Linked DNA regions of Homo sapiens: region 1 is linked to region 2. A link is a loop called in an ENCODE intact Hi-C map of the cell type or tissue named here. Cell type or tissue: heart left ventricle. All regions are shown on one strand. Each heading gives the region's core, and the rest is flanking DNA. Links, peaks and the distances in the headings are about the cores only. Region 1 overlaps IGF1R (insulin like growth factor 1 receptor). Region 2 overlaps IGF1R (insulin like growth factor 1 receptor).

Region 1 (15,358 bases), core at 3,388-11,387, 66 kb after region 2:
TCAATTCTGTGGCTGTTGGTGAGGCTGGATTATCTTTTTCACACATCTCTTGGCCATCTGCATTACCTGTGGCGTTAACTTCTCTTCGTGTCCTGGGTCCATTTTCTTCCTTGGATCTTAAGTTTGTATTATATATTTAAATTTGAGCTCTTAAAGAAGTACATGCTTTTTAAACACAGCATTGTGCCTTTAACACTTTTGTTTTAGATGGCTTTGTGATAAAATGCCTTTATGTGTAAGTCAGTCTCTCTCTCTCCCTCTGGGTCCCTCTCCCTGTCATAATTAAAGCTGCCAAGAAGCATGGACAGCAACAGCTACAGATCAGTAACCTTGAAACTTGTTTATTTCTTATCTTTCCAGCTTCTCTGGTCACCTCTCCTTTGATCTGGTTACTTTCTGATGGCACACTTTTGGACTTGTAAACATTTATTATAGAGTATACATTATGCTTAAATGCTACACTACTCTTTTCCATCATCAAATCTGATTGCTGGCCCTATCTCCTGAAGTTAAAGTACCTTTTACATTGTGCAGAAATCACAAAAGATCAACTAGACTTTCAAAGTAAACTCTTATCCAGGATGGAGAGCAGAACAGAGTATCCCAGATAATCATACATTCTCGTTAACAGAATTACCACATAAGCCTCATGAGAACCAGTTTTTTGGGGGAACTGTACCAAAGAACACTCCCACCTTCAAAAATACATGGAACTTATATTTAATCTATCTGATGATTCAAAAGTGCCTCGGAAAAAAACATACAAATGTAAAACTATCATCTTTGGAATGTTCTCGCAAAGATTACTACTAAAAACAAAAACAAAACACTTGCCATTCCCACAGAATTCTGTTGGCTCATATTTTATTTTGCTAGTTTTTATTTTTGTGGGTGGTAGAGCTGGTGGTAGTGGGGCTGTGCACTTGATACAAGTATACCAGCCTTGCCAGAATGCATTAGAAGTGCTAAAACCCCATCTTGGCAGTACAAATCCAATCATATTGGCAACTCTCATTTCCTCAATTTCAACTAGGGAAAAAATCTGACCCCACACTTTATAAAACGTGGATGAAGGATTTCAAAGTTCAAGACTCTCTCTCTCTTTTTTTTTTTTTAACTCTTAATAGTTTTCTTTTTTTGTAGATGATAGGTAAAATTGGGTTCAAATGAAGAACACAGGCATCCCATGAGTAAAATCCTAGTTGAAGAGTGAATTTCACCTGTAAATGCCCAATGGAGATGGCCTTCCAGCAACCTTCTGCTTTTTCCAATTAATTAGGAAACATCTGGGAGTAAATTCTTATTTGATCCCCAAACCATTAAATATCTACTATTATTTCCTGGTTTTAGGTATTCGGTTCATTCCAGACTATCATGCAAATTGTAAAGTGAATTATTTTGCTGCTGGCCCACCCAACATCACTTACAGTTTTAGGAAAGCTGGAACATGAAGCCAATTATGACAAAGCCTACTGTTACTAAAAAGTAGCGTGGAAAATTCAAGGGCTTTCCCTTCAGACGTGATGCGTATGAGGCCTGTCATCCATCCTATGCCCCGGCAAACTATCTGACCACTCTGGGCCAAACTGAAGGAGGTCACGCTTAGAGAGTCCTAGCACCGTGCTCCCAGATCCAGTGGGCTTCTCCTCTCTTCCTGCTGGGGAAGCCTTCACCCCAACCCCACAGCCTCATCTTTTAATTGCCTCCCAAACATTAGCTGATTTTCAGGGATCAAAGGAATTTGCTTTGAAAGATGAAGGAACTTAACACTTAGAATAACTATAAAATCAAAACAAGCAGGGCAGCTCTACAGTGGAAAGCACACGTGATCTTTCATTCCATCCTTGGTCTGAACACTAAAGCCATTCTCAAAAAAAAAAAAAGTTCATACACATAACTGCCCATGCATCCACATGCTTTGCAGACACGAGAATGTGTGAAGTTTACTTGCTCAATGAAGGGATCAGTAGACAGCAACTTGTACAACACATGACTGTACTTCCCAAATTAACTTCTTAACCCTTTCCCTGAACACCGTAAAAACCCAAACTGGCCAAGTCACCTAAAAAAAAAAAAAAAAGAAAAGAAAAGAAAAGAAAGAAAGAAACTAAAAGGAATCTCAAGCATAAATCTCTTCTTCAAAAATCTTATCCAACATTCTGGACTTGAATAATCTGAAAACAAAGATCTGAAAATGTTTCATTTTTTTTTTTGGCCTTCTTCAAAGAAATAAGCTTTGTAGGAACTTTGAGATTCATGTCAAAACAACTGCTGTCTCCCGAAATCCCGGAGCATCCTCGTCCCGGAGCCGAGGACCTGGGCAGGCCAGAGGGCAGAAGCTGCAGGCTGCAAACTGGTGTGCAACATCCCTGAGGATGTGTTTGTGTTTTACTCACAGAGAACAAGTACTGGCAAGTGACAAAAAAAGAACATGTTTTGCAAACAATCAGTGTGACCTGAAACCCAGGGTAAAGGCTGAAGTCAGCATTTGTTCACTGCAGCACGAGCCAGGCTCTGCAATGCTTGTTAAATGGAGTGCTCTGGAGAAGAGAACGGCTTCTCAGTTTCCCCCAATCACCCAGAGGACCTGGGAAGGGAGGGGAAAAGGAGGGCCGACTCCCCACCCCCAAGCTAGGCTGTATCAGTTTGTTCTGCTTCACTGCAGAGCTGGAGCCAGGGAGCATCTTTGAAATTAGATGAATGCCCAATGGAAGGGGTCTTCGAATTCTGGAGCTGAAAGCAACTCAAGATCACGACATCCAGTCAAATGTCTTCACTTGGCAGATAAAGTGAAGACCAGAGAACCAAAGCTATGAAAGCCACACCACTCACAAGAGTTGGGTTAAACACCCAGGTCCCCAGCCTCTGAGCCCACGGCTCTTGTCACATCACGATGTCCCCAGCTCCCCTACTTCACCGAAAAGATCTCTCAATCTTTAAAGCATATGACCCCTTTTGACAAACAACCCGCAAATTTTCTTTAATACTGTTGGAAATGTTGAAATGGACTGCCCTCCTCCAATTTCCAATTCTGAAACTGCCTATTGAAAACGTTTTTCTCCCAACTGCACTTGCTTCCCACCCTGCCAAACAGACTTCTGCTAGTCTAAGTAAAGCCTCTGAAGTGCTTTTCCCCAACTGCACTCTCCTTACTCCTATCTAAATAAACAGCACCCGAACTTCTCCTTAAGTCCACTTTTTTCTTCTGCTTCACAGATGGGAAGACTTGCTCTTCCTAAATTACCATTCTCACCCCATGCAAGAGCTCTGCCGGGCCACCAAAGATACATTTTGGACCTGTTACTTCCATCCTCCTGCCCGCCCTGTCCACATCACATGCCCATAACTCCTCCCTCCCTCAACCCCCATCCTTTGAAATTTCTAAACCCCCGGCAGAGGAAGCGCCGCAGGGCTCTTAATAAGCTCAGTCATGCTCGAAATATCTGTTTCACCCACGAGGTGTGGTAGGCAGCAGTTCTGACCGGAGCATACATTTAGGGAAAAGATTATCTACTTCCAAGACTCAGTATTTGGAATTCCTAAAAATGCCACTTATTCATTTTCATTAACATACCTGTGAACTTGCAACAATTTTGAGGGTTGAAAGGATACCATCTGTAATAGCCAGCATCCACCTACACACATGGTAACTGCAGCAGGTTAAGAAATCGCCCTTTCTGTTGGTGTGACCACAGAAAGATATTGCATATTGCAACTCTCTTTGCCCTGGAACTTGCAAAACTTACAGGAAATCTTCCACCACCTACATAGAAAATCCACTGCCAGAAAAATGAAGTGTAAACACTTTATATTAAATTAGCCAGAGGCTTAAAGAAATCACATCCCAATCCGATATTTTCAAATTCTGGCTCACTTTCAAGTTTTATGGTGCACACAGGAGCAGAGGCACAGCGGACACATGACTGCCCTCTGCAGAATGTTTTGTTTTTTCGATGAAGAGAAATAATCTACAAATTAGTATACAACTCAAGCTACCTAGAGAAAGCAGCCAGCGATCTTGCTTCCTTTATGTGGGGTTTCTTGTCCATATCTTTACACTGGACTAGGATGGCCATCAAAAATACAAATCTATTTACCTAAAGAGAAATCTTGAAGCTGATCCTAAACTTATTGGAGATTTTTTTGAAAAAAAGTATCAGTGAAAATACAGAAAGAATAGGAAAAAGTGGAAAATGTTGATGTGCCTCAGGTTATTACGTATAACATGCATCAATAAGTCTTGTGAGATATCCCATGTAAAAAAATTTACCAGCTGCTAACATTGTCATTTACCCCAACCCCTCCCACTGGAGCAGCTTTACCTTCAGGGTGCACATCCCCTGAAGTGGCCCCTTGACATCCTTGGCTTGCCTTCAGGGAGGAGGACATGATGACGCGAGGTAGCATTCCTCTGTACACAGTGTCAAAAATATATTAAAAAGCAAACAAAACTACCAGTCCAGAAGCTATGCTGGCAAAATTTAAAGCAAAAAATTTAGAAACAGCCTACGCCCATTTATATGCCAGCCTGGCTGCATTTTTAAGGGCACAAGTCATGTCTGTCTGTCTGTTTTGTTTTTTTTTTTAATTGGTTTTAGGGAAAGTCAATGTTTAAAATTTTAAGATGCTTAAGTTCATCCTCTGCTTAGGAGGCAGAGCATGGGGATGGCAGGCTGTGCCCATGCAAGAACAGGGACTCTCGGGTTAGAATGAAGTAAGTTTCTATCCCAGCTTTGTCATTTATTGGCTGCTGTGTATCAGAGGGACTTGTTTTCCTCAGTATACACATAAGACAAATTTCACCTGTGCTACTGGTATAAGATGAAATGTGGCAAACCACGGAACTATACTGAGTATGTCTCCTGGCGGATCTTAGGTACTCTTTAAACATTAGCTACTATTATTATTTGATCCCTAGACTGAACTTCTAGTCCTGACTCTGCTAATTCTGCCTGCTCAGCTGAAGTGTACATGGGGTAGGAGAGATGTCCAGTCTCGCATTATGACCCGCTGGTCTCTCATCCTTGGAGGTGTCCAGTGGATTATAACGTGCTGGGAAGTGGGTAAATGGGGAGACCCCAAGCCATGTCTCTGATCAGTTCATATACTAGTAATCCACAGATTTAATTTCCAGGGGAGGGCTATGTGGCAAAGAAAGAAAAAAAATCATAAGACAAGATTCTAAAATATTTCAAATTTCACCTCTGCTCAAATGAAAATATTACAAATTCTAGTTTTTCAGCACTGTTCTTCAATCCATTCGCTCGAAAATAATCTTCATTTAGTGCAGGTTGGACATGGGTTTACCCAAGACATCATTTGAAGGCCCAGTATAGTTCAGATGCTATTGTGAAGGGTCTTCAGGATGCAGGTACCCACTGGGGTGGTGGAGGTAGGGTGGGGGCTGAGGCTGCCAAGAAAGCTTTCAACTTCCACTAGGAAGGAGTTCCTTTTAGACAGGGAAAAAAGTTTCCCATGCTTCCAATGACTTTACTTGGCTCTTCAACAAACAAACAAACTCCCAATACAATGTGCTCCTAAATAACTTTATTCAACTTTTACACAGTGATATGGTTTGGCTCTGTGTCCCCACCCAAATCTCATCTTGTAGCTCCTATAATTCCCACATGTTGTGGGAGGGACCCGCCGGGAGCTAACTGAATCATGGGGTGGGTTTTTCCCTTGCTGTTATTAGTTAATATGTCTCACAAGATCTGATGGTTTTTAAAATGGAAGTTTCCCTGCACAAGCTCTTCTTCTCTTGGCTGCTGCCATGTGAGATGTACCTTTCACTTTCCGCCATGATTTTGAGGCCTCTCCAGTCACATGAAACTGTGAGTCCAATAAACTTCTTTCTTTTGTAAATTGCCCAGTCTTGAGTATGTCTTTATCAGCAGTGTGAAAATGGACTAATACACCCAGATTAGATGAAAACTCTCTGGACGTAGCAAAGGGATCCAGAAGCTCCTTCCTCTGTGGTAAGGAAAAGACTTCCTACAACCAATAAAGAAACAGGTGAAGAAGCAAGTCCCTTGTTATTAATTACTGGGCTGAGATGGAGGTGAGTGAGAGGTAAATACCATTATGATACCAAATTTTAGGACAGGCATCCTGAAATGCTCTAACAAATGGACGATGCTAAACAATTCTATTCAACAAGGTTCTGCACCTAGTTCCTACTCTCTGGTTCAATCAGAGGTTACTCAAAGTTACGGGTTCACCGGAACAACTTGGATGCTTGCTTGAGAGCTGGGTCTAAATATCTGCCATTATGACTTCCCAGGTCAAAGGAATCTCTTCCTGGATCAGTGGGCTGGATATCTGAGTTGCAAGCAAGAACATACGCAGGCTGTTTTCTGATTGAAAAGAGCACTGGCTTTGTGCATGCGCGCCCTGGGCCAGCTCCTGGGCATGGAGGTGGAAAGGACAGCCAACTGGCTGGTGCAGCCGTCAGACTGCCCAGTTCTCATGCCTCCCGCACCTCCACTATCTAAGACCAACTGCTCTGCTTCACAAAAAGTCATCCTGGTGCCAGTGCCATGGGAACATTCCTTCACTCTTGCTCCATCACTCAAGGCCATTGCAACGGAAGGGAGTATGTCAGGAGTACATTGCCCACCTGCTTTTCTCAGATTTCCCCTCTCTGACCCTGTATCAAGGAAGTTGCATTCACTCATCCATTTGGCAAAGATTTCTGTAATTTCCTGGTATGGGCACTCTTGAGCTTCTGGGATGCGGCTGTGTCTGCCTGTACTCCAGGTTCAGAACACAGAAGCGCTGACAGTACTAAATCATGATGGGGATACACAAACACACACACACATGCACATCTTTTCTCTCCTAGCCCCTGCTCCAACCACACTGGCTGTTTTCTTTTCCTTGGAAGGAAGCAGACCATTTCCTGACTCTGGGCCTTCACACACGCTGTTCCACCTGCCTGGCTTATGCCTCCTTGCACTCTGGACCTGCCTAGAGATGCCTTAATGACCTGCCTGCTGGATGTCATCATTCCCAAGAGGTCTCTCCTGACCGCCCTCTCTGAGTAGGTGCCATTCCTGCAGCCCCATCATTTTATGATAACATCCTTCCCATCTCCTTCAAAGCACTGATCGTGTTTACAATCAAAGACTTATTTTTGTTTTTGGCCAGGGCCTAGGTGGAAGAGAGAATGAGGAGTTACTGTTTAATAGGTACAACTTCAGTTGTGCGAGATGAAAAGAGTTCTGAATATAAATGATGGTCACGGCTGCAAAACAATGTGAATGTTCTTACTGTCACTGAACTGTACACATAAAAACGGTTGGATGGTAAATTTTATGTTATGTGCATTTTACCACAGTTTTTAAAAGACTTACTTTTAGGTTTACTGCCTCTCTCTCTTCCACTAGTGTACACTGTACTAGGGCAGGAATCCTGTTTTTTCACTGTGTTCCCAGGGCCATGCTCAGTATATACTTGTAATGCACACATTGTAAGCTCCTTGCGGGACACCATTCCTTATTTTTATTTGCCTCACAGCTCCTCCCAGAGAGCCTTACACACAGATAGAGACAGGTGTTAATTTAGCCCTGGACGACTACATAGGCAAACTTTCCAAAAGCAAAGCCCTTGAATTGTATATAAAATGGGGGGAGGCAGGTGTGCACATACAGACTTTAAGATGTCTCTTCTTCTGCCTTGGCTTACAAGAATCTCAAGGGAGTGCGGTGGTTCATGCCTGTAATCCCAGCACTTTGGGAGGGTGAGGCGCGTGGATCACCTGAGGATGGGAGTTCGAGACCACCCTGACCAACATGGAGAAACCCCATCTCTACTAAAAACACAAAATTAGCCGAGTGTGGTGGCACATGCCTGTAATCCCAGCTACTCGGGAGGCTGAGGCAGGAGAATCGCTTGAACCCGAGAGGTGGAGGTTGCGGTGAGCCGGAGATCGTGCCATTGCACTCCAGCCTGGGCAACAAGGGCGAAACGCCGTCTAAAAAAAAAAAAAAAAAAGAATCTCAAGGGAGCCAGGTTCCAGGAAGAATAATCTTCCTTCTCATGTGGTGTGGTCGTTGCCAATTTGACCATACAGGTCCTGTGTAATACCCATGCGGTATGTGGTGTTTTTTTTTGTTGTTGTTGTTGTTTGTTTTTTTTAATTGAAAGCTGTCTCGAAATCTCTTTGGAATTAGACAACATATAAATGGAAAGCAAGTAAGTCCAATAATAGAAGGGAGTTTCCTGGCGGATAAGTACTTTCCTATGTTTCAACAGTCAACTGTTATTAAATAAATAGACGATGACAAGAATAATATGAAAAAATATTTCCTTGCCCCTTCCTCGAAAAAGAGAAAAAAAGGATAAAAATCTGAGAAACCACTTTTAGGAGATGAGCAGTAAAATGAACCAGAGGCCTCTGGCTGCATTTCTTTGCAGGTTTCCCCAGGAATAACCCAAAGAAATAATCTAACCTATGCACAAGCCCAGCTCTCTCACAGGTAACACTTGCTTCTGGGCAGACCAAAAACTTTTTAATGAAGATAATCCTCTCTCAAGGGTGTGAGATGAGTCAGAGCTGCAGGTACTAGCAGGGAAGGGAAGAATGAATGTTTAGTAGTAGTAGGAAGGTACCTAACATTTACGGGGCACTCACTGCTACCCGTGCTAAGCGCTTGGCATACGCTGTCAGATTTCATCTGTGCAACAAGCCAAAGAGGGAGGGCCTGCCGTTCCCATCTTCAGAACCAGAGCCTGAGGCACAAAGAGAGAGTGTGTGTGACTTCCCAGAGTCACACAGCTTGAAGAAGGCAGAGCTGGAATTCCAACCTGGGCGACCTGACTTCAGGGTCAGTGCTTCTAACCAACAGGCTACAGGGCACCTGTATGCGCCACAGAGTTTTCTAGCGTAATTCTCGTAACTCGTAGGAGAAATCAGCATTATTTCCCCAGACTGAGGGTCTAAGAGGCTGTATCTTGCCAAGGAGACAGAACTCACATACTGATTGCCAGGAGCTTGCATAAGGCTCATTTCCATGCCTTAAAGATCTGTCAGGGCCATTCTAAAGGACCCCCCCCCCAAAAAAAAAAACCCAACAGATTTGGCTTTTTTTTTTTTTTTTTGGAGACAAGGTCTTACTCTGTTGTCCAGGCTGGAGTGCAGTGGTGCCATCATGGCTCACTGAAGCCTTGACCTCCATCTCAGCCTCCCAAGTATCTGGGACTACAGGTGTGCACCACCACGCTCTGATTTTTTTTTGGAGACAGAGTTTCACTCATTCTTTTGCCCCAGCTGGAGTGCAGTGGTGAAATCTCAACTCACTGCAACCCCCAACTCCCGGGTTCAAACACTTCTCTGAGTAGCTGGGATTACAGGCATGCACCACCACAACCATCTAATTTTTGTATTTTTAGCAGAGACGGGGTTTCGTCACGTTGGCCAGGCTAGTCTCGAACTCCCGACCTCAAGCGATCTGCCCGCCCTGGCCTCCCAAAGTGCTGACATTGGAGACACGAGCCACTGCGCCTGGCCTGGATTTGGCTATTTTAAAAAGTGGAAACTTTACTGCTATGCTTAACCTAACTTCAAAATATTTCTCAATTATTCCTACTTTAAAAATACTACAATTCACACAGTTGATAAAGCACAGAATTAGCACCACATCAAACATAGTGTTTAATCACAATGGCTTTAAAAATATATAAAGTCAAAAAGCTTTTAAGTTCTTATTAAATATTTGTTCATTTAACACTTGGTCTACCCGTTTGTAAGGCATGTCAGGCAATTGTGAGGGCTAAGAGACATACACAAGGCACACAGTCAGATGCAGGTGATGAGATGTACACACAGATAATAATTAGAGGTAAGGATTCACGTCATAAAAGATACCTAACGGGAGGACAAGAACACTTCCAGCCAAGAGGCCCACACGATGGCAAGGCATATGCAAGGCAGGAGTGTGCAAGCAGTGACTTTAGACCTAGGCAAAGGAGCCGTGGGGACTCAAGACTGGCAAGTGGTAGGGGTGGGGCTTCTCGAATTTATGTATTTCAACAGAAAATTATAAATCACTACTCATATTAATATATAACTTAAAATTCTTAAAAATTAGCTCAGTGCTTTTTGCCTTTAAGAAATATTTTAATTAAACAAACCCAATTTGTTTTAAAACTTCACAGAACGAGGTTCAGAAAGTGGCTTTTGTTGCTGCGCAAAGTTGATGCCTACGGATCATCTATTCCTAAAGTTGTTTAGAATGGGTTATTTCTCTCTCTCTCTCTCTCTCTCTCTCTCTCCCCCTTTCTCTCCTGGCACAAGGAAGTTTTACACCATCTACAATCCCTCCGTTAGATTAAAAAAAAATAAACCTCCATTGTGAGAGGCGCCATTGGTGTCTGCCTCCTTGTCTTCCAGTCACAAATGGAGAGGCGGGCTGAAGAACAGCTTCACTGCTCAGGATGTCATGAATTTAAAAAAGTGTAGCAATGGTGCTTGGCCAGACAGAGTGGAAAACAAAGCCTCAGTCATTTGTTTAAACAAATTCACAAAAACAAAAACACTTCCTCCACGTACCCGTACCCAGTGAATTCTAAAAAGGATCACACATTTAGTATGACTTTTAAAACTTTCACTTTCACACATTAAAAACAACATGATGGGAGCAAACAAGCGGACATCACCCCTCACTCGTGCTTATCTATTTCTGGTTTCATTAAGCTGCCGAAACGACCGCCAGCGCTTCCTCTCATCCCAACAGGAAAATTTCATGGCTCCTGAAGGTCTGAGTCAGACTGGAAAGCTCATGAATATTCTGAGTTTCTGGAGCTGATGCAAGGACGTCACTATAATTGATGACCAGGCAGAGCTATCTACTACACGTTTGAACCACTCCTCTGAAATAATTTATCAGAAGTTAGATTTTCGTTTCTAAAGCTATTAATAACAAGAGTCTGTTTCTGATTTTTAAGATGAAGTTCAATCTTTCAAGCCATTCTGCTTTTCAATAAATTCCCTCTATTTGCAGAGGCCCGCATTAATATACTCCTTGCTTTACTGCATTTTAATAAAGGTGATGAGAAAATAAACCGAAGAGAACCTGAAGCTTCCCACATGCAATGGGAAGAAAGCAGCGTGCTGCAGATTTAAATCAGGATCTGCATTTACTGGGTACACGGAAGTGAAGAGAGTACGTGCATCTGTGTGGTGGCGGCGGGGGACAGAGACAGAGGCGTCTTCCTGTGGACGGCAGGAGCGTCCTGGGCTGTTCCGCTGAGATTTGGGCTCTGAGTCATGGGGTGCTCGCGTGGAACAGTAAGACCGAGTTCAACTGAGAACGCCCGCACGTATCCTATGTTAATTTTTCTTTTGCAAACACATTTGCATCTTTTACTTTCATTTTAAACTGCGCCCCGTGCATATGTGCACTACCAACCCATCCGGGTGACGGGCAAGTTGTATCTACTCTGGGAGCCTCCTCCTGCCTGCGAGGCAAGTGGCGACCCCAGAGCGGGAGGTGGGAGCCCCCTTTTCTTACGGTTCTCGGACCGCAGATTTTCCATCAACACTCAATTAGGTTTAAAGATACACTAGGGTGTGTACTGAGATAGTTCAAAATGATTTCCTTCCAACATAAAATGGATCGTGAACCACGGGAATCCTGAGCCCTCCACTTCCCAGCGAGGCAGCATGACTGGTGCTGTGAGACGGATCCACCAGTGATCGAAACCGCGTTCTGCTAGGGAAATTGAGGTTTGGACCACGTGGTCAAGGACAAATGAAAAACCTTTTACGCATTTCCAAATATCAAAATTAAAGAATTAAAAGAGAAAAAAACCCCAAGGAGTTCATATCTTCCCAAACCACAAAGCCACGCCCGGGCCCCACTCCCTTTTCTATCCACTTTAGCACATGCCGAAGCCCAGCGTGGCCTGGGACCACGTGAGGGACGGTGGGCGTGGCCGGGGCGCAGTCACGTGGCCGCTATGCACGCCGAGCCCCACCTCCAGCCAGCCCCTCCTTGGCGGCTGCAGGAGCCCAGCCAGCGATCCAGGCGGCGTTTCCAAACCCAGATCCACGCCTGTACCTGCAATGACTTACAGGATATTTTAGGAATTAGTCCAACATATCCTTTGGGATATCCTTTGGGGTCTGTAAGTAATACTCAAATAGATTTTACCTATCTCGCTGTATTCTGCAGCCAACTTTAAAACATTCATCTGGAAACTGCAAACACAAAATAACCCTTAGTGCATGATATTGTGAATTCTGTGCCCGTCTCCCCTTCAAAAGCTATATAGTATATACTTAGTACACAAACTAACTCAGAATCATGTATCCTACTGTAAGGAGTCCTCTTTGGTCCAGCAAGCATGTGTGATCTGATACCTAGCCTACTGAGATGCCTACGATTCTTTTCTTCACATCTCCCAAATATAACAGCTACATTTCAGACTCCTAAAATTTAATTTGGAATGAGTTACAAATATCAGTGAGGAAAAACGAGGGCCACAGGAAGCTTAGTATAGCTTGCACGCTCTTGTGTGAGGGCCATAATAAAATTACAAACTGGGATGGATTGCATGATATTTAAAAAATTTAGCCATTCGGTTTCATCAAACAGAAGCATGAGATTTGATAAAATGTTACACTTGAGGAGTATAAATCTTTTTTATTTTAAAAATAATAGAAAAGACCACATAGAGTAAAATCAAAGAATACAACAGACAATTTTTTAAAACTTTCTTTTGGCTAAAGAGTTATTTTTAGGCTGAGCGCTGTGGCTCCCGCCTGTAATCACAGCCCTTTGGGAGGCCGACTGGAGAAGATAGCTTGAGGCCAGGAGTTCAAGAGGGACCTGGGCAACACAGACCCCATCTCTACGAAAAATTAAAAAATTAGCTGGGCATGGTGGCACACGCCTGTAGTGGCAGTTACTCAGGAGGCTGAGGTGGGAGCATTAACTTAAACCTGGGAGGTTGAGGCTCCTGCTCCAGTGAGCTATGAGAGCAACACTGCACTCCAGCCTGGGTGACAGGCCAAGATGTCTCAAACAACAAGTGATTTTAGTATTTCAGTGATGGAAAATTCTGAATAATGATTTCTTCATACCAATTAGATTTGGGACTGCTGAAATTTAATTAAATAGGGGGCCTCCTCCAACTTGTTTGCCATGTTGGTAATGTTTGCCTATTTATTTGAGACAGTGTCTTGCTCTGTTGTCCAGGCTGGAGAGCAGGGGCATGATCACACCTCACTGCAGCTTTGACCTCCTGAACTCAGGTGATCCTCCCACCTCAGCCTCCCAAGTAAGTGGGACCACAGGTGCATGCTACCATGACAGGCTAATTTTTTTTTTTGTAGTGATGTGGTTTCCCTATGTTGCCCAAGCTGGTCCCAAACTCCTGGCTCAAGCAATCCTCTTGCCTATGGCCTCCCAAAGTGCTGGGATAACAGGCATGAGGCACCACACCCAGCCACGTTTATTCTAAAAGAGGAAAGCAACACTTTGAACACTTCTTTTAATTACAGCTTTAAAAACTCAGAAATAAAATGTCACATGATAAATTAAATTCATGGTGTTGATGTAAACCTTCCCAACCCATCTCAAGCATCTGGGCTGTGCTTCAGAGTCAGTTCCCCAATAGCATTCTCTTGAGTATCAAAAACGAGAGATTTGCAGCCAGGACCAAAACTATGAGACTATTTTGGCAATTAACATCTCCTGTCATCTTCTTCACCTCCTTTGTAGGGAGAAAGGGCAAGAACATTTCAAATAACATTCATATGTGGGATTTCTTAAGCTTCTGCATATTTTTTCTTCTTCATGTGACTAGTAATTGTCCTCCCAAATAAAAGTGGACTTGCCACTGCTAGTTAAAAAGTTTATGTCCCTCACTGTTAAAAAATACATAAAATCCTGAGAGTAGAATCCAATTACTAAGTGTAGAAAACAGAAATAGAAAATCACCATTTGGCAAACATCACAGTAATGGATGTTAAAATTAGTGGGTGAAAGAATAATGAGGAACAGAATGCTTGTTTAGATAGTCTCAAGTATCTACCTCCAAAAGATTCTTCCTAATTACAAAGAGAAAAATAGTAATGATAATGGAGGAAGCCACAGAGACCACCTTAACTAAGGGATCAAAGCTAACAGCACCAGGAAAGGAAACATCACGCATCTCCTGACAGGATGCGCAAAGACACAAACAGCAGCACCTCTGTGATCTCCAAGTTAAAAATGTACCCCCCAAATTTAATCAGGAGGAAACATCCACAAACTCTAACAGAAAGATATTCTACAAAATAACTGGCCCCATGTTCTCCAAAAGTGCGAACTTCGTGAATGACTAAAGAAAACCCAGGAAAACGTCCCAGAATTAGAAAAACTGAACACAATAAATGCCAGGTAGGATCGTCTCTTGGATCTGGAACCAAAAAAAGGGACATCAGTGGGAAAATAGTGAAATCCGAATTCAGTCTGGAGATTAACAGCACTGGAGTATGGAGTGAACACTGTTTTGATAACCGTATTACGGTTATGTAAGATGTTAACATCTGTGGAAGCTGGGTGGAGGGTGTTCCAGAACTCCTGGTACTCTTTGTAACCTTTATGCAAGTCTGAAATTATTTCAAATTAAAAAGTTAATAAACGTTTTTAAAAGTTGATAAAGCAAAAGAAAACAACTTACAGCATGATCATCAACTAAGTTGAGAAAAAGACCTTTGAACTATAAGGATACATGCAAATCAATAAATGACTGACAAACTCAAAAATCCCACCTCCAATGATACACTTAACTTTGCATTCCTTGCACTTGAACCAGAGTTACTAAAAGCCGTGCACCTCAAGATAAAGTCACTGATAGCTTAATAAATAAGGTGAATCCCTAGTTTAGAGATATGACAAACCTCTACTTTTTACAGATGATTCCTAGAGAAATACTGTTGCTGGAGTTTATTCAGGCTGGTAGAGAACCGGGCATCCCAAGTTGAGGGCCCTTTCCATTCTGACATATTGCCTAGCATTTAATTTAGCTTAGATTTGTCTTCCAGCGAGGTGCAAGTGGGAAGTTAAGATGGTTGAAGGATGCAAAGAGGAACAGTCAACAAAATGCACGACAGAAAATTATGTGCGACTCTCCTGGATCCTTGTGACAACTCCTTGTCCTTTTTCTTCAAATGTAGTGAGAACTGTGTTTTTCTAACTTGCCCATATACCCTGCTCTATCATCTGCTACAGATAATATATGCTTCTGCTCTCTGCATGTTATACATAAAACAGATCAAATTCTTTCAACAGCAAAAATCTTTATTGCATTAGCAGAAATTTCCCAGCATCATAAGCCCTACAGTTTCCTGATCCACCACTATGTGGTA
Region 2 (15,358 bases), core at 6,810-14,809:
ACCCATGCCCTTGGCCTCCTCGGAGTCCCACTGCGAACTGTCCACCCAGGCTCACATCTGTCCAAGGTCTGGCACCCTCCTTCCGTCCCTCAGAGCTCCCTGAGTGTGCAGGATCCTGCTTGCCTGGCCCACCACCACCTCTCCTTTGGTTACAACATCTTGCTCAATGCAGCTGTATACTCCGGCTAACAAGAACTTCAAGCACAGCTCTAATCACCCTCTGGTTCAGAAACCTTAACAGGGCTTAAAGAATTAGTCCAGGATGCCTAATACAACAGCTGAGGCCTGTCTTGATCTCTCTGCAGCCTAAGTCCCACGAGGAAACCTCACCAACCCCACCTGCAGCAGGTGCTCCCTACTGCCATGCCTGCCCAGCATTCCCACTGCCAGGAACCCCCCACCCCTGCCCCGCCCCGCCCCGCTTCCTAGTGCTCTTTTTGTGACAATCCATACTTAGGGTGCCTACACAACTTCATCTCTTCTGTGAAGAAGATGATGCAACCCCAAACTGTCAGAATTGCCTCCTCTTCTCCACAAGACTTTATCCTTCCAGGACCAGGACGACGACGACGCTGTCATCGTCGTCATCGTCATCATCGTCATCATCATCATCCCCGCATCTTCCACACCCCCAAGAGCCTTACCATCACCCACAGGCAACGATACAGGAGGTAGCAGACCTAGCTCTCCACAAACGCTTGTCGAGGTGAACTGCAAAGCCTATCTCCTGAGCAACTCTTGTCTGAGGTCAACATCACCTGCCACTGAGGACCACTGAGTGCTAGAGTCAGTCGTCCTTCACAGCTTAATGTGACAACTGCAAGGTGTGGACACTGAACCATCTCTACACAATACCAGTTGCCACAGGAGCCATTTCAACATCTATTCAGGTACCGCAGACTTCTCGAGACAGACCTTGCCTTACAGATGGAGCAACCGAAGGCCAGAGAAGCTCTGAGGTTTAACCAAGGCCACACAGCCAGTCAGAAGCACCGAGAAATATGCAACACCTCTGTGTTTTTCAAAGCCGGTATTTTACTATGTGGTGTTGGCTCTTCATGACTTCATATAAAATCAAGTCTTCCATTTCATGGACAGATTTAATCTTCAAACAGTAGATACATGTCTCTGTGTAAAGCCCTTTCTAATTAGGAACCTTGACGTTGTTTCCCCAGGGGGAAGACCGGCGGCTGTGAGTCCCCCTGCAATGCCCGTGCTGGCTGGAGGCAGCATTCAGTAACTATACTTCCCCACACCAGGAGGGGATGGTAGCAATGGCCCACTCACCAGCAAATTAAAACCTACAGAGAAATCCACATTCCCCACAGATGGTAATTAGTCATGAAAGAAGCAAATAACCTTGGCTATTTGTGACTATTTGGAAAGCTTCTTAATAAAAAATAAAGATTATGTGTTGGGTGATCCAGATGCTCGGGAAGAAGCACAGCTCTAGGCTGTGGGGTGCAGCTCCCCAGTCCTTCGTCTGGTTTCCTCCATGCCTAGAGGGCACCCTTGTCATTTCAGAGGGACATGGTGCTACAGGGAGCTGCAGGGAGAGCAGCCACAGTGCCCAAGGGCCTGGGAATGAAGTCCTGGAAGACAGCAGGAAACTTGGAGGTGTTCTGGCTAGAACAGACACACCTCTTCGATGACTCCTAGACCTATCTTATCAAGAACAGAGCAAGGTATGCAATTGTGCTACAGAGAGAAGGTCCAATGGGTGTCACACAGAGGCTGACGTAGCAGAACACGAAAGATTTGCTAAGAGCAAGGATGTCTAAAGCATGAGGCTGGCCTGCCTTTGTGAGGCAGTGAACATGGAGTCCCTGGAAGGAAACCTCTTAGCAGAAGCTCAACCAGCAGCTGTCAAAGATCTGCAGGTGCACTGGGGACTGGGCCTGACTGCAGGGATACATCCCAAATCCTAAAATTCTGGGGTCTCTTCTACAAAGCCCAATACAATTCTTAGTGTTTCTTTCTAGATTTTTAACTATTTAGGAATCATTGCTTCGTGCTGCTGAATACAATCTGAAATCATTTCCATTCTTTTGAGAGGGACAGCTTTAGTTTAGAGCCTGGACCGCTGAGAAACCTGCTCCAACGCCCTAGCCTTCCTGACCTGTGCTATCCTCAAAGCCTGTGTTAAAAAGCAAACAAAACCTGAAGCGCTGTCAATGCCTGAGCATTTCATGGAATGAATACCAAACGCCTATTCATGTTTATACATATCTTTTTGTATTGGTTCACAGTAGTTATGTAGCCAAATGGACAGAATTGGCAATGAACACACTCTAGGTCCCTTTGTTGTTGCTTGTGCAGTAACTGCTCGTCAGAATTTGGGTAAAATTTGCCCGAGAGATATGAACAACACTTTATCCTTCTATTCTGCTTCTGTTCTCCCCGGCTGTATAGTTTTCTATTTTATTATACTACAAGCTGACCTCCAAGCTCCTGGAGGCACGAAGCCTAGAATAAACAGATGCATGCACATACCCAGGCTTGCTCTCTCCTCACCATCCCAATCTCTAAACACCATGCAGAGCACTTTGATTTGACAGTGAAGAGATAACCATCTTGGACAAGCTGATTGCAAAACAGATCTCATACTTGAGCTTAAGAAGCAATCATGCTTTGCCGGGTCATATTCAAATGCTATTTCCAATTTGCACCTGTCTTCAAAATAAGATCCAAGGCCCCTGAACTGTGAAAGGTTTACGAGGTTAAAAAAAAAATGATGTCAGTCACTATTGAAATAGTTCCTCTATGCGGTCATCCAGACTGTTGGAGTAAACAACTACCATTTCTGTAACACAACAGCAACGGGATCCCCCCAGAGGAAAGCCAAGACACTAGCTGATATTCTAGAAGGTGCCTGTGCCAGGGCCTCAGCCTGCCAATAACCTCAGTTGTATTTCAGAACCTGACTGCCTCTCTGCAATGTTGCCAAGGAACTGCAATAAACAATACTACTGAGAGGCCTCTGATCCCTCGGTCGATGGGCTTCCACTGGTAGACACTGTTTATGATTAAGGGAGACGTTTTGCTTCCCATAACCATCCCTGGGTCCACAACGGTGGATGCCCACTGAAAGACAGACAGCAGATGGGACCAGCAGGAAAACACAATCAGGACTCATAAGCTTTGGGTCTAAATAAAGCACTGTCTGCAATCTGAGGGTTAGATTAGGTGAGGCAGACACACAGACAGTATCTGTTTATTGAGAAAGAGGAAAAGAGAAAGAAGGCAGGCAGGGGAGAAACAAAAAGAGGTGACGGCTTCTGGCACATCCCACCTCCTGGAAACATAATCGGTATCTGCTGAAGGCGGAAAGAATGTTGGTCCCATAAATTCTTTAAAATCCCACGAATGCCCTTCTGCCCTTAGCTAGCCCACTGACAACAGGAACACCTCAATGATGAAGAAGTGTGGCTCACACAACACTGAGCTAAAGCTGGCAACGGGTAACAATGAACAGAGAAAGATAAAGCCCTAGAGACTGAGCTGGTGGAAAGTGCAGAGGCTGGGGGCTCCAGGCTGGCAATGCAGTAAAGGTTCTCATACCAGACGTCCGAGTAAGTGGTGAAGACTCCATCCTTGAGGGACTCAGGAGACATCCAGCGCACGGGCAGCAGCCCTTTCCCTCCTTTCCGGTAATAGTCTGTCTCATAGATATCTCGCGTCATACCAAAATCTGTAAGGGAAGAGAGGGCGCAGAGTCACACGCTGGAGCAGGCACCACTGCTGTCACAGCAGAGGACCCTACACTCATTATGTGTGGAGAGACGCAAGGCAAGACACAGACACGTCCCACTTTAAGGTGGCCAAATATTAGGGTTTGCAATTTTATAAGGTGGAGACAGTAAGGGATGATTAATCACATGATGAGCAAATACCAAGCAATCTCCACTTTTAATATATTTACAATTTGATTCCCTTAGGAAGTTAATGCCCTTATTGCATTTAAATGAGAGGCAGGCTGAGCGCAGTGACTCAACGCCTGTAATCCCAGCACTTTGGGAGGCCACGACAGGAAGATCGCCTGTGCCCAGGAATTCAAGATCAGCCTGGGCAACACAGCAAGACCCTGTCTGTATAAAAAATTTTAAAAATTAGTCAGTTGTGAGTGGTGGTGTGCGCCTGTGTTCCTAGGTACTTGGGAGGCTAAGGTGGAAGAATCACTTGAGCCCTGGAGGTTGAGGCTGCAGTGAGCCATGATCACAACACTGCACTCCAGCTTGGGTGACAGAGTGAGAACCTGTCTTGAAAATAAAAATAAGAAAAAAGGAAGCGGTGTAAAAATTAGAGTCCCACAATTTAAGAAAATATATAGTACTGCAGAGACCACTGGTCATTTACACATGGTTTTAAAACCTGACCAAATAAACAGGAGAGTACAGATGCTTACTTAACTTGGTAGCACTGCCCCACCACTGGAGAAAAGTAAATAATTTCACTGCTTAATAAGGGGGAAAATATTCAGGGTAACAATTCATGATGACAAAAGTACCCAGTAAGATGCCGAAAAGATGCTATTTACGAGGCCCCTGAAGCTATTACTCAATACTGTTTTTCAACATAATCCTCCCACTCATTTTTGAAAATTTCTTCCATTTTCCATGTCTCCAGAAGATGCCACATAATTATGTTTGATGGCAGGCTCGCTTTATAATCCTAAATTATTGCTGCTTTGTCAGATTTTGATTTTGCACTCAATCATACAACCTTTTCTTAAGTGGACTCTTCCGTTCTCCTTCCCAGGAGAAAGGGCTGCTCCACTTTAAAATGCTCATGTATGTCTCTAACTCATGCCCCAAAGAGGTAAGGCTACAAAAGCAAACACAAAGAGAACAAAGTTCCTTGGACTTGAACCAACATAATTTACTTGTGCTATGCTAAGAGCCCTCAAACTGCCTCTGGTAAAATTACTTGTCATATTTGTCATCCATGAGACGCTGGGCATTGGGAAAACATCTTGAGCCCTTGAGAAGAATAAAAATGAAGTGTGAAAGTGTTATCTGTGAATTAATACAGTGACATGCAAATAGGGGATTTGCCTTTACTTGCACAAGGTGGAAAAGAAGGAATCCTATTAAAAAACACAAACGACCTTCCTCAGCACAAATGAAAAACTTGAAATTCCAGAAAGAAAAACCATGATTACAAAAAAAATCACTATAAATATGCCACATGGTTGAACAGCAAACATGATCCCTGCTGATTTGGATTTAAAATGGCAATTGGCACAAAAAACACCTCTCCCAGGGTGACGCGCAGTGGGGAGAAACTGAGTTCCCCCCATGTGCCCGGAGGGTGGGAATAAGACACAGACAGGAACTGCCATCTGGAGAGGCCCTGCCCTGTGCCAGGCACGTGCTGCTGCTTTCCTGCACCAAGTCCTTCTCATAACCCCATGGGGTCTGTTACATTATCACCCTATTTCCGAGGTGAGGAAACTGAGGCTCCCGGATGTAAGGCACCTGGCCCAAGTCTCTCACCCATTAGCGGCAGAACTGGCCCACCTCAGGCCCACCTGGCTCCCCCCTGCACTGGGAAAGGGGAGCTGGCTGGCATTTCCACGGGGACAATGTGAGTTCTACAGAGAGGGAAGGAGAAATGAGCTGGGTGCACCAAGGAAGCCCAGCCAGGGACGCGGGCGGCTCTTTCCTGAGAGCCCTGAGGCAGGACGGCCTCTTGGGACTTCTTTGCCTCTCTGAGGGCTGCCCAGCTTCACAGAGCACCAAACGTGAGGACGTCTCAACGTGCCAAACCTAGGGACACACTGGTGGATCCTGAATGAGGAACTCTGATGACGGAGGGATGTGGGCTCTGGGATATGGTTCCATTTCAATACCTCTAGCTCCTACAGAGTAAAAAGAAAGACACTCACCCCTACTTTAGAAACCATTCTCAGCTGGGTGTGGTGGCTCACGCCTGTAATCTCAGCACTTTGGGAGGCCGAGGTGCGTGGATCACCTGAGGTCAGGAGTTCAAGACCATCCTGGCTAACATGATGAAAACCTGTTTCTACTAAAAATATAAAAAATCAGCTGGGTGTGGTGGCACGCGCCTGTAATCCCAACTAGTCAGGAGGCTGAGGCAGGAGAATCACTTGAACCTGGGAGGTGGAGGTTGTGGTGAGCCAAGATTGTGCCACTGCACTCCAGCTTGGAAAACAAGAGCAAAACTCTGTCTCAAAAAAAGAAACCGTTCTCTAAAAGATTCTCATTGTTCACCAAAGGGGCTAAAACATTTCATTAAAACATCACTACTAAAGGAAAAAAATATGTTACTAAAGGAAGGTGAACACTTCCAGAAAAGGCAGTTCAAGAACTAGACACAGAGGTCCATTTGAAATAGCTTCTTTTGGGTGTTAAATCTCCCCTGCAGTTTCTCAGGATAAATATTTGGTATTTTTCTAAACTATCATTGTATCATAGTGGGAAGATGAGAATCCTGGTAAAAGCAGGTGGTTTCCTGAGCAGCCCTGATGTTATGTGTGTTTTTATTAGGCAGATTAAAAGACCGAAGTAAAAACACAAACCTAAAGGCTGAAGTGGGTTTTAACCATTGCTCAGAAATTCAATCCAACCCTTTTTTCTGGTGTGACAGTGGGTGGTGGCAACAAGGGAGTCTAACCAGTAGGCTGGTGAGCTAAGAGCAGGACAGTAAGTGTTGTGAGAGAGTGGTCGAGAGCTTGGAGGCTGGCCAGCCCCAGCCGTGAAACCCAGTGAGCAGTGATCGTCCCTCACCTAAGGGACTGCCATGCCAGCTCCTGCCACTGCTCCTGCTCCGTGCAGAGGCTTCGTCATTAGGGCAGCTTGCCTCTTAGAAACCAATGTGGGTCCCTGGAAGGGGAGCAATGCTCCTTAAAAGCTAGGAAAATTGGAGGGATGAATGCAAGGTTGGACAGTGAGTTTTATTCCCAAGTCAAAATCTCCTGAAGACATTGTCTTAATTATTTCTGTAACCAATGCTAAGAGGTGTTCTACCAAGAAATGCCTCAAACGTCTGGAGAGCCAGCCTCAGGGACCGTGCCCAGTATCTGAACCACCATGTCCATGAGCTATCAGCATTGGGACCGACCGTGCCAGGTTTGTGACCATCAACTGGAGACAATCACATCATTCCCAAGAAGGAGTCCGTGCACTCAAGGGACACACTAGAAAACCTCTCCAGGGGCAGACTAATGCCAACAAAGTCCTCAAAACACCTGAGTTTAGTTCTTGCCCAGACCTGGAAAGCTAAGGACACACCTCCGATTTTGACTGTGAAATCTTCGGCTACCATGCAATTCCGGGCAGCAAGGTCTCTGTGGACGAACTTATTGGCGTTGAGGTATGCCATGCCGTCTGCAATCTCTCCGGCCATCTGAATCATCTTGCTCAGGCTTGGAGGTGCTAGGACTGGATTATTCTGTTGGAGATTTAAAAAAATTCACATGAGAATTTTGGATTTTTTTTTTCCATGCCAATTTCTTTCGAGGTTTGCATATCATCTTTGTTCAATCTGGGCACCGTGGGTTGTTTATGCTAAGAAACCAGGACTTGCTCGGAAGGAACAAACCATCATGGAGAGCATGGCACCTGCTTGCTCCCCGCAAGCTTATTTGCACTTGCTCCCTGACCACATCAGAGCTGGTGAGGGAAACACCAATTTGCACTCTTTAGGACCAACATTTTCTATTTTGGGTAGGGCAACATTTTTTTAAAGTGAAACAAGCCATTTTTGGTAGTAAGGATTCTCAGTTACTCAAATTCCTATTTGTTTATATGTTCCTTTTATTTCCATCACCGAAGTACAGGTAAGAGGAAGGAGAGCACGTTACAAAGGCTGTGTGGAAGTAAGCAAATGTGTTTCCAAATGGACATGGTATATTTTATTTCCCATAAGAGCATCGTTATAAATTATTTAATCCTTTTCTTTCCCTTCAACCTTCTTCTAAAATACAAAAATACCAGGATTACTGTTTTCACCTTACAATGTGGCATTATTATTTTCTGTCGGCATTACGGAAGACAAGTCCTTGGCAACTGAAGTCCAGCTGAAACTAGTCTTGGAGGAAACCAGGAATAAGTAACAGGGATAAGCATTCCTCTTTGCAGAGGACAGCAACGTGCTGGCTTTGGAATTAAAAAGAATTACCCTTAAATAATACATCCATTTAGAAAAAAGTTTTATATAAAACACATGCCCAAGTCTCTCCATCCTAAAACAATCACTAGTCCCTAATTTTAATGTTACCTTTTACTTTTGCATATACAAGTGCAACAGACTCTACACCTTGGTTTTCTTGACCACAAAGCATCTCACACAGCACTGCAAAGCCATAGGGCTCTGACAGGTCCCACACTTGCAGGCCGGCCACCAGCTGAGCATGCCCAGGCTTTTCCACATGGGGTATCACAGTGGTTTCACTGACGAGAAGATGACCTGGGGCCACGCACAGAAAGTGCCCAGTGGTGCGTGGCACATAGTCAATGCCCAGTGGATGCTGGCTGCTGCCCTGTGAGGTGCTAGTTTCTACTGAAAGCTAGTATTTGGAATCATTATAACAACTCCTCGGTACTTCTGGGTTGGTTCTCTACACTTGGTGACACAAACCTTTGAATTCTGAACAGGCTGTCAAAGCTGTCTCTTGGTGACTTAAAACACTTATCACGTGGTTATCTGGGGAAGCAACATTAAGTCACTGGGGGTAAGTCCAAATCACTACTTTTCAGGGCTTTAGATACGTGTGATGCATGAGGAAATATGCACATGAAATGTAAAGTTTATGCTCACAATTCTTAAATATTACAGTATGACCTATATGTGTTATGAAGTGGTCATTTATAATTGCCGTGAGCAACAGAATCAACAAAAGCACTCAACTTTAAGCATGGAGAAAGACAGAGGGCTGAAATTTTGTCAGTTCATGGTGTTACACTGCCATTCTTTCCTTTAATTTGGTTAGAGCTATTTAAGACAAGTATACATATACACCTACTCGTAGTGAGATACGTAAGTGAAACTTGGTCGGGGGAGCAGGTTGAATATAATGAAACTGCAGGGTAAGTGCACACATTTTAATACTTGACATGAGCTAGAAAGAAAAAGTTTAAATCTGACCAATCTAAAGGTGAATTTTAGTTCTGAAAGGGACTTCAGTAATCTTGTCCCACCCTCTTATTTTATATTGAGGACACTGAGGCCCAGGAACCTGCAGCGGCTGTCTGAGGACCACAGGCAGCCAGCCGCAGAGCCAGGACCAAGGCCATGTGTTCTGAATTTTTATTCTGTGCCTGAAACTGGGGAGGAAGGGAGTGAGTTTTGGACTTTTCAGAGGTGCCTCAATCGATGCTGGCAAGAAATACTCTGCCAGATCTCCAGTCACCTATTTCATCAAGCTTTTCTCCTTCATGCTGTTTTGTGTATTAAAGTGAACCAAGGGCCAGGCGCAGCGGCTCACACCTGTAATCCCAGCACTTTGGGAGGCTGAGGTGGGTGGATCACCTGAGGTCAGGAGTTCAAGACCAGCCTGGCCAACATGGTGAAACCCCGTCTCTACTAAAAATACAAAAATTAGGTGGGCGTGGTGGTACACACCTGTAATCCCAGCTACTTGGGAGACTGAGGCAGGAGAATCGCTTGAACCCAGGTGGTGGAGGTTGCAGTGAGCTGAGATCATGCCACTGCACCCCAGCCTGGGCAACAGAGCAAAACTCCATCTCGAAAGAAAGAGAGTGACAGAGACACAGAGAGGGCCAGAGAAAGTGAGTGAGTGAACCAGGAAGAGGCACTAACACCCAGGGGTGCTGGGGACCAATGCTTGGCAGAACAGAGGGTGGGAGTTTTGTAAACCATCCTGCTTGAAGCCCCAGTCCACACTTGGCCCCAAACACCATGTGCTGCAAATACATGAAGTCATATGTGAACAGGTGTTTGGAACTAAAATTAAGAAACTGTCACTTGGGAGATGATTAAGTTGCCGATTCAAAGAACATTAAAAAAAAAAAAAAATTAAGCCCAAATGAAGAACAGCAAAAGAATTTCCAAAGGGGCCGAGAAGGGGAAGTCACTGCTTCTAAGGAATAAAAGCAGACACACTGCTTACCCAGTAAGCAGCAAAGTAAGGGTCAAAGACTTCAGACCCACGGAGGCAACCAAATGAAAACTCAGTTCTTGCTGGCTTTATGTCTCAGCATTTATCTCCCAGTTTATTTGTAGAATTAATTACTCAAAAGTCATGCCCGCATATGTTAAAAAGCTGGCCTGTGGGTTAATACTACAGAGGGGGGAGACACCACGGTGACTTTTAATGAAAAATTGCATAGGACTTTAGCAGGTTTAGAATTGGAAGCTCATAACCCAAAGTGAAATTTTTAGGAAACTAAGCAGAAATCCTGCAGCTGAGGTGGGATCATTCATTCAAAAGCGTAAGCAGGACACTGACTCTGGATCAATCCTGAAACGTGGACGTAGAGTCTGAGGAAACCAGATTCCCAGTGGCAAAGACAAGGACCGCCAACAATGCCGGGGAAGGGGACTGTGTGTGGGGAGGGGGTTTATGAATGAGTGCACATCTTGCGCACGGAGCTGGGTGGGAAATCACCCAGCAACTTCCCAGATGCAAGGGCAAGAATCCAGGCAGCTTAACCTTGAACTGTAACATACATTTATTGACAGAGTGCCTGCCACAAATGCGGCCCTGAGCCACACACTTGGACTGAGATGAAAAGCTAAACACAACGGGGTGGAGGGGGGACACACTCCAACAACAGCACAACACAACATAACGAGAGAGAACACATACGAGGATGTGAGTCAAGCGCATCGAGAAGTTAGCAGAGAAGATAGCTACTGGAGTGGGGCAGGAAAGCTTCGGGGAGGGAGTGGCGCTGGCCTGGCTTGGCAGGTGGACACTGATGTGGGGAGGGGACTGGGGGTGGAGGGAATGCAGGAACAAAGGCACAGAGGGGCTTAGCAGAGGGGATCCAAGGAACAGGAAGTTCCCCTCACGAAGATCAGAGTCTGACTCTAGTTGGGGAAATCCTTTGCATAAATGACCTACAACTGAGCATGCAGTAAGAAACACTGGATGCTGGAAAGTAAACTGATTTAAAGACACAGCATTTCCTTGCAGGGAGATTATAAAGGAAAAGAGAGCAGGCCAGGCAACATGCAATACCGGTGGAAATGAAAACTGACCTCCATTTCTGGCCTCAGAGACCGGAGATAACTTTTGAGATCGCCCCGTGTCATCAGTTCCATGATGACCAGTGTTGGCTGGCCTTGGGACACCACACCCAGCAATCGCACCTGGGAGGAATCAAAAAGAGAAAGACTCAGAGGGTCAGGTGGCCCTTGCTGATGCCTGTGTTGTCTGGAACTGTCTCTGTGGTGCTGCGGCCTGGTCTGAGCACAGGGGTCTGAAGGTAGCAGTGAGGTAATGGGGTAACTATCCAGAAGGCAAAGGCAAGACACCAAACCCACGGGTACATGCAGCCAAGAACATACTGGGAGGCTTGTGTGATACCCTCTCCCTGTGCTGCATTTTGGCTTTTCAGGAACTTTCTCTTACCACATGGTGACAATTGAACTCCTTCATCACAGAAGCTTCGTTGAGAAACTCAATCCTCTCACGCATGCTTGCGGCCTCGTTCACTGTTTTAATGGCCACTCTGGTTTCAGGTTCATCTTTCACCACACCCTTGGCAACTCCTTCATAGACCATCCCAAACGACCCCTGCCCAAGTTCCCGGCTCATGGTGATCTTCTCCCGAGCCACCTCCCACTCATCAGGAACGTACACTGGAGAAGAAACCGTAATTAAAGCAGGTACAGAAACAAGCCCTTAGACAGAACGTGCTTTGGGGGAACTCTAAGCCAAAGAATATAAGATGCTGCTTCCTTAAACCCACAGAGAATACCAGGAGGCGATGGCATGGCTTGATGTCAACTTTCCACATGCTATAGATTTGAGTAAGAAAACTGTACAGTCAGTACTAGTATTTCAGATCTCTGAGGATTTCAAGATAATTTGAGGATACTAACAGATAGAAGGACCAGAACAAAGCAAGGAAGTCTAGTATAGGAAAGAAAGCAGTTGGTTTTTAAAAATTTCTTTTCATCACATAAAAACACATTTTTGAAAAAAACAAATTAACCACAGGGGATTGAGAAACTGAATGAAATGGTCAAGCAGGATTTTACCCATCTTCACCAACAGATTAAAACGCAAATGTAAAAAGGAGGAGAGTAGTAGGGAGAGGGAAGAGTTCTTATGCTGGGTCGGGAAAAAGGCCAGAGTCACATATGAGAGGTGATGATGGTGCACGTAAGGTCCTACTTCTTGGATGAATCCAAAAGAGGTGTCAGGGCCCTCAACACAGATGCTATGCCTGGGCTATCTAACATGGCAGCTGGTCCCTACATGGGACTCCTGAGCATTCCATGTGGCCAGTCCAATTTGAGACATGCACATGGGATTTCAAAGATTAGACAAAAAAAAAAAAAAAAGTGAAATATTTAGGTAACTTTAATACTGACTCCATGTTAAAATGGATATTTTGGATATACTGGGTTACACGAAACGTATTATTGGAACTAAAAAACTATTAAAATGCATTTGATCTGTTTCTTTTTACTTTTAAAAAATACGGCTACTAGAAAATTTGCGGTTACAAAGCTGAACTGCATTATTGGTAGGATTACTCTAGTCCAAGTGTCCCCCAGCCTTGGCTTTGATGGCTGGATCCCTGATGAGGTGCAGAAGCAACTGAGCTCTGAGACTGAGGGAGAGACCCGGTGGTGCCCAGCGTGGACAGGCAATTAGGCAGCGGACGGGCAGAGGCGTTTCCAGGGCTCTGGCCTGGGCTCTGTGAACTCAGGGACCTTGACCAATGGGTAGAGATTTGGGAGGAATGCACAGTAGATACCAAGCCTGAATAGGATTTCTTCTCCAGTTTCTGTTTCTGTTTAGATTCGATCTGGTTTAAGAAAATAAATGGGCCGTGTGCGGTGGCTCATGCCTGTAATCGTAGGCCAAGTTGGGAGGATCGCTTGAGCCCAGGAATTTGAGACCAGCCTGGGCAACATGGCAAAACACTGTCTCTATTAAAAAATTAGCCAGGTGTGATGGCACACACCTGGAATCCCAGCTACTCAGGGGGCTGAGGCAGGAGAATCGCCTGAGCCCAGGAGGTTGAGGCTACTGGGAGCTGAGACTGCACCACTGCACTCCAGCCTGGGCAACAGAGTGAGAACCTGTCTCAAAAAAATGAATGAATGAATAAATAAATATTTCTATGCAGGAAGGAAGGCAAAACAAAGAGAAAGAAAGGAAAAAGGTTGGAAAGAAAGAAAACAAAACCAAACACAGGCTCAATTCTACACCTCCAAATGGGTAGGGTAAAAACGAAAATAAAATCAACCTGTTCCATAAGATCCATATGAAATGTCAGTAATTCCTCTGACGCTGTGTGCTAATGTCCTTGCCTGACGGGACCTGCCACCAGGCTCTACCACACACTGACTGTGGGAAGGAGGTGGTCCTGGCTCAGAAAGGAGGTGGAGAAGGTGCCTGTTTTTGCTTTCATGCTTTCAGATGCTGACCCTGGGCCTGTGGCTGGATGTGAGAGGCTGACAACTGTATCCTAACATCTCCATATCCCAACTATCAACCTTTAAGTGATGTCTCAAAGGAGAGATGTTTATTATAAATTAGGCCCAGGAGGGGCACCATCATTTTAGACCTCTGAGGGGTGTCCAATATGAACTTCATTAATAATCTTGTTTTCTTTCCTACACATTTTTGTATTTCATAGTACGTATGTTTCAAGGGTTTCACGAATGGAACTCTGCCCTCCAGCTGGCATAGGTGGCTTGCACCCCTGAAGAAGAGGCGGGTGCTTGTCAGAGGAGAGTAAGTATGCAAGACAACCCAGGAGATAAGGCTCTTCACAATGCGCCTCAGAAAGTGTAAAGAGTTCACTGTCTCCAGCCATTTATCTCTGAGAATCCAGGCTTGCTTTTAATCAGAATTAACTGTTTAGCCTGCCATAAAACATGGAGTTGAAACCAATCACATTCATTCCCTGGGAGGTCCCTGAAGTCAATACGCTCAATCCTTTTCTCTCGATTCAACCCAACGGCTCCGACTTTAAGCAGGCGTCCCCAGTGCCACCAGCCAGGAGCGGTTTCTGTGCACAATGTTATCAGCACTTTCCTGTAGGGGATTTTCAATGTACTCTGGAGAATGGTGACATGCAGATTATAGCTTTGGGAAAAAGAAGTTTTTAAAGCACTTTTGAACTGCAATGTCATTTTGTTGCCCCTCGAGGAAACTGGCTATAAGTGCTTCTCAAAGGCCGAATAAATTAAGTTCAAATAAGGTGACACTGTTCCCACCTGTCGACCTGGGTGGCAATAAGTTTGTTTTTGTTGTAATGAAGTACCAAGACGTATCATGAAAGCATTCTAGAAGGACACAAAATGTGAATTCAAGTCACCATGAGAGCCCTGAGAATCTGAATTTGTTGTATTGATGCTTTCTCTTCCTGGACACTTCACAGTCAAAAGCTACACACACCAACCTCTAGTGCCGCATTTCAAAGCAGAATAGCTTCTCTCGTAGAGTCACAGTCCACCCTCACAGAGGGAGAAAGTGGTCTTGCCTTGTTCTATCAATTCCATCATCTGGGATGACTCCCTTCCTTACTGATTTTCTTTTTAGAAGCTATTATTCATACAAACAATGCATATCTATCTTCTTGCTGGATTTTAAGAGCCAGTCTCGCTCTATAGGCTGTAGTGCAGTGGTGGGATTCTAGCTCACTGCAGCTCTTGGGCTCAGGTAATCCTTTCACCTCAGTCTCCCGAGTAGCTGGGACTACAGGTGCCTTCGACCACATCTGGCTTTTTTTTTTTTTTTTTTTTTAAAGGGAAAGATCCTCTCCACAAGTAACAACTCTTGTAAGTGTGGTGTGCATCCGTCCAGAATGTTCTCTCTGCCTTATATACACACACTACAGAAGTATGTATATATATATTACTATTAAAAAACCAACTTTGTGAGACCTTTATGTAGATAGAAATAAAGTCATTATTCTGCACCTGATTCCCATTCAGAGGAGGCTGCTTTTGATTGACTTTACTATAAACTGAATTAGAAATTATTAAAGAAACCATAGTAAAACCCTACATAGTATAACGGTGTTTTCACATTATTAAAGTATTTTCTTATGTTTTCTTATTTGATCACAATAATTAGAATAATCATGTCTCTTTATTTCACATCTCCTGCATCTACTTTCACTTCTCCCGAGGCAAGAAGACAGCAAACACTTTTTCTAAATGTACTCACTCAACATCATGCACT

The links. A loop is a pair of places that touch in the nucleus more often than their neighbours do. Peaks named below come from ENCODE experiments on the same cell type or tissue, not always from the same donor. Only the 100,000 strongest peaks of a DNase experiment are listed, where the experiment ranks them.
Region 1: a loop joins it to region 2, with 4 times the contacts of the local background. A loop is called at or near these places in 5 of 110 quality-filtered maps.

The regions. Positions count from the first base shown.
Region 1 is chr15:98,862,072-98,877,429 of GRCh38, reverse strand. The region is part of intron 2 of IGF1R (insulin like growth factor 1 receptor); the gene reads right to left. Among named protein-coding and RNA genes, the nearest start is that of MIR4714, 85 kb to the right of the region's middle. In heart left ventricle, for the core only: no CTCF peak of the experiment used is centred there; DNase peaks (open chromatin) are centred at 6,421 and 11,209; H3K4me3 peaks cover 1,573 bases; H3K27ac peaks cover 4,300 bases.
Region 2 is chr15:98,931,256-98,946,613 of GRCh38, reverse strand. IGF1R (insulin like growth factor 1 receptor) reads right to left here. Exons shown (of 21, transcript NM_000875.5): 16 at 11,561-11,790; 17 at 11,188-11,298; 18 at 7,254-7,413; 19 at 3,562-3,691. Among named protein-coding and RNA genes, the nearest start is that of PGPEP1L, 69 kb to the left of the region's middle. RefSeq lists enhancers at 8,576-8,675, 9,086-9,135. In heart left ventricle, for the core only: no CTCF peak of the experiment used is centred there; no DNase peak of the experiment used is centred there.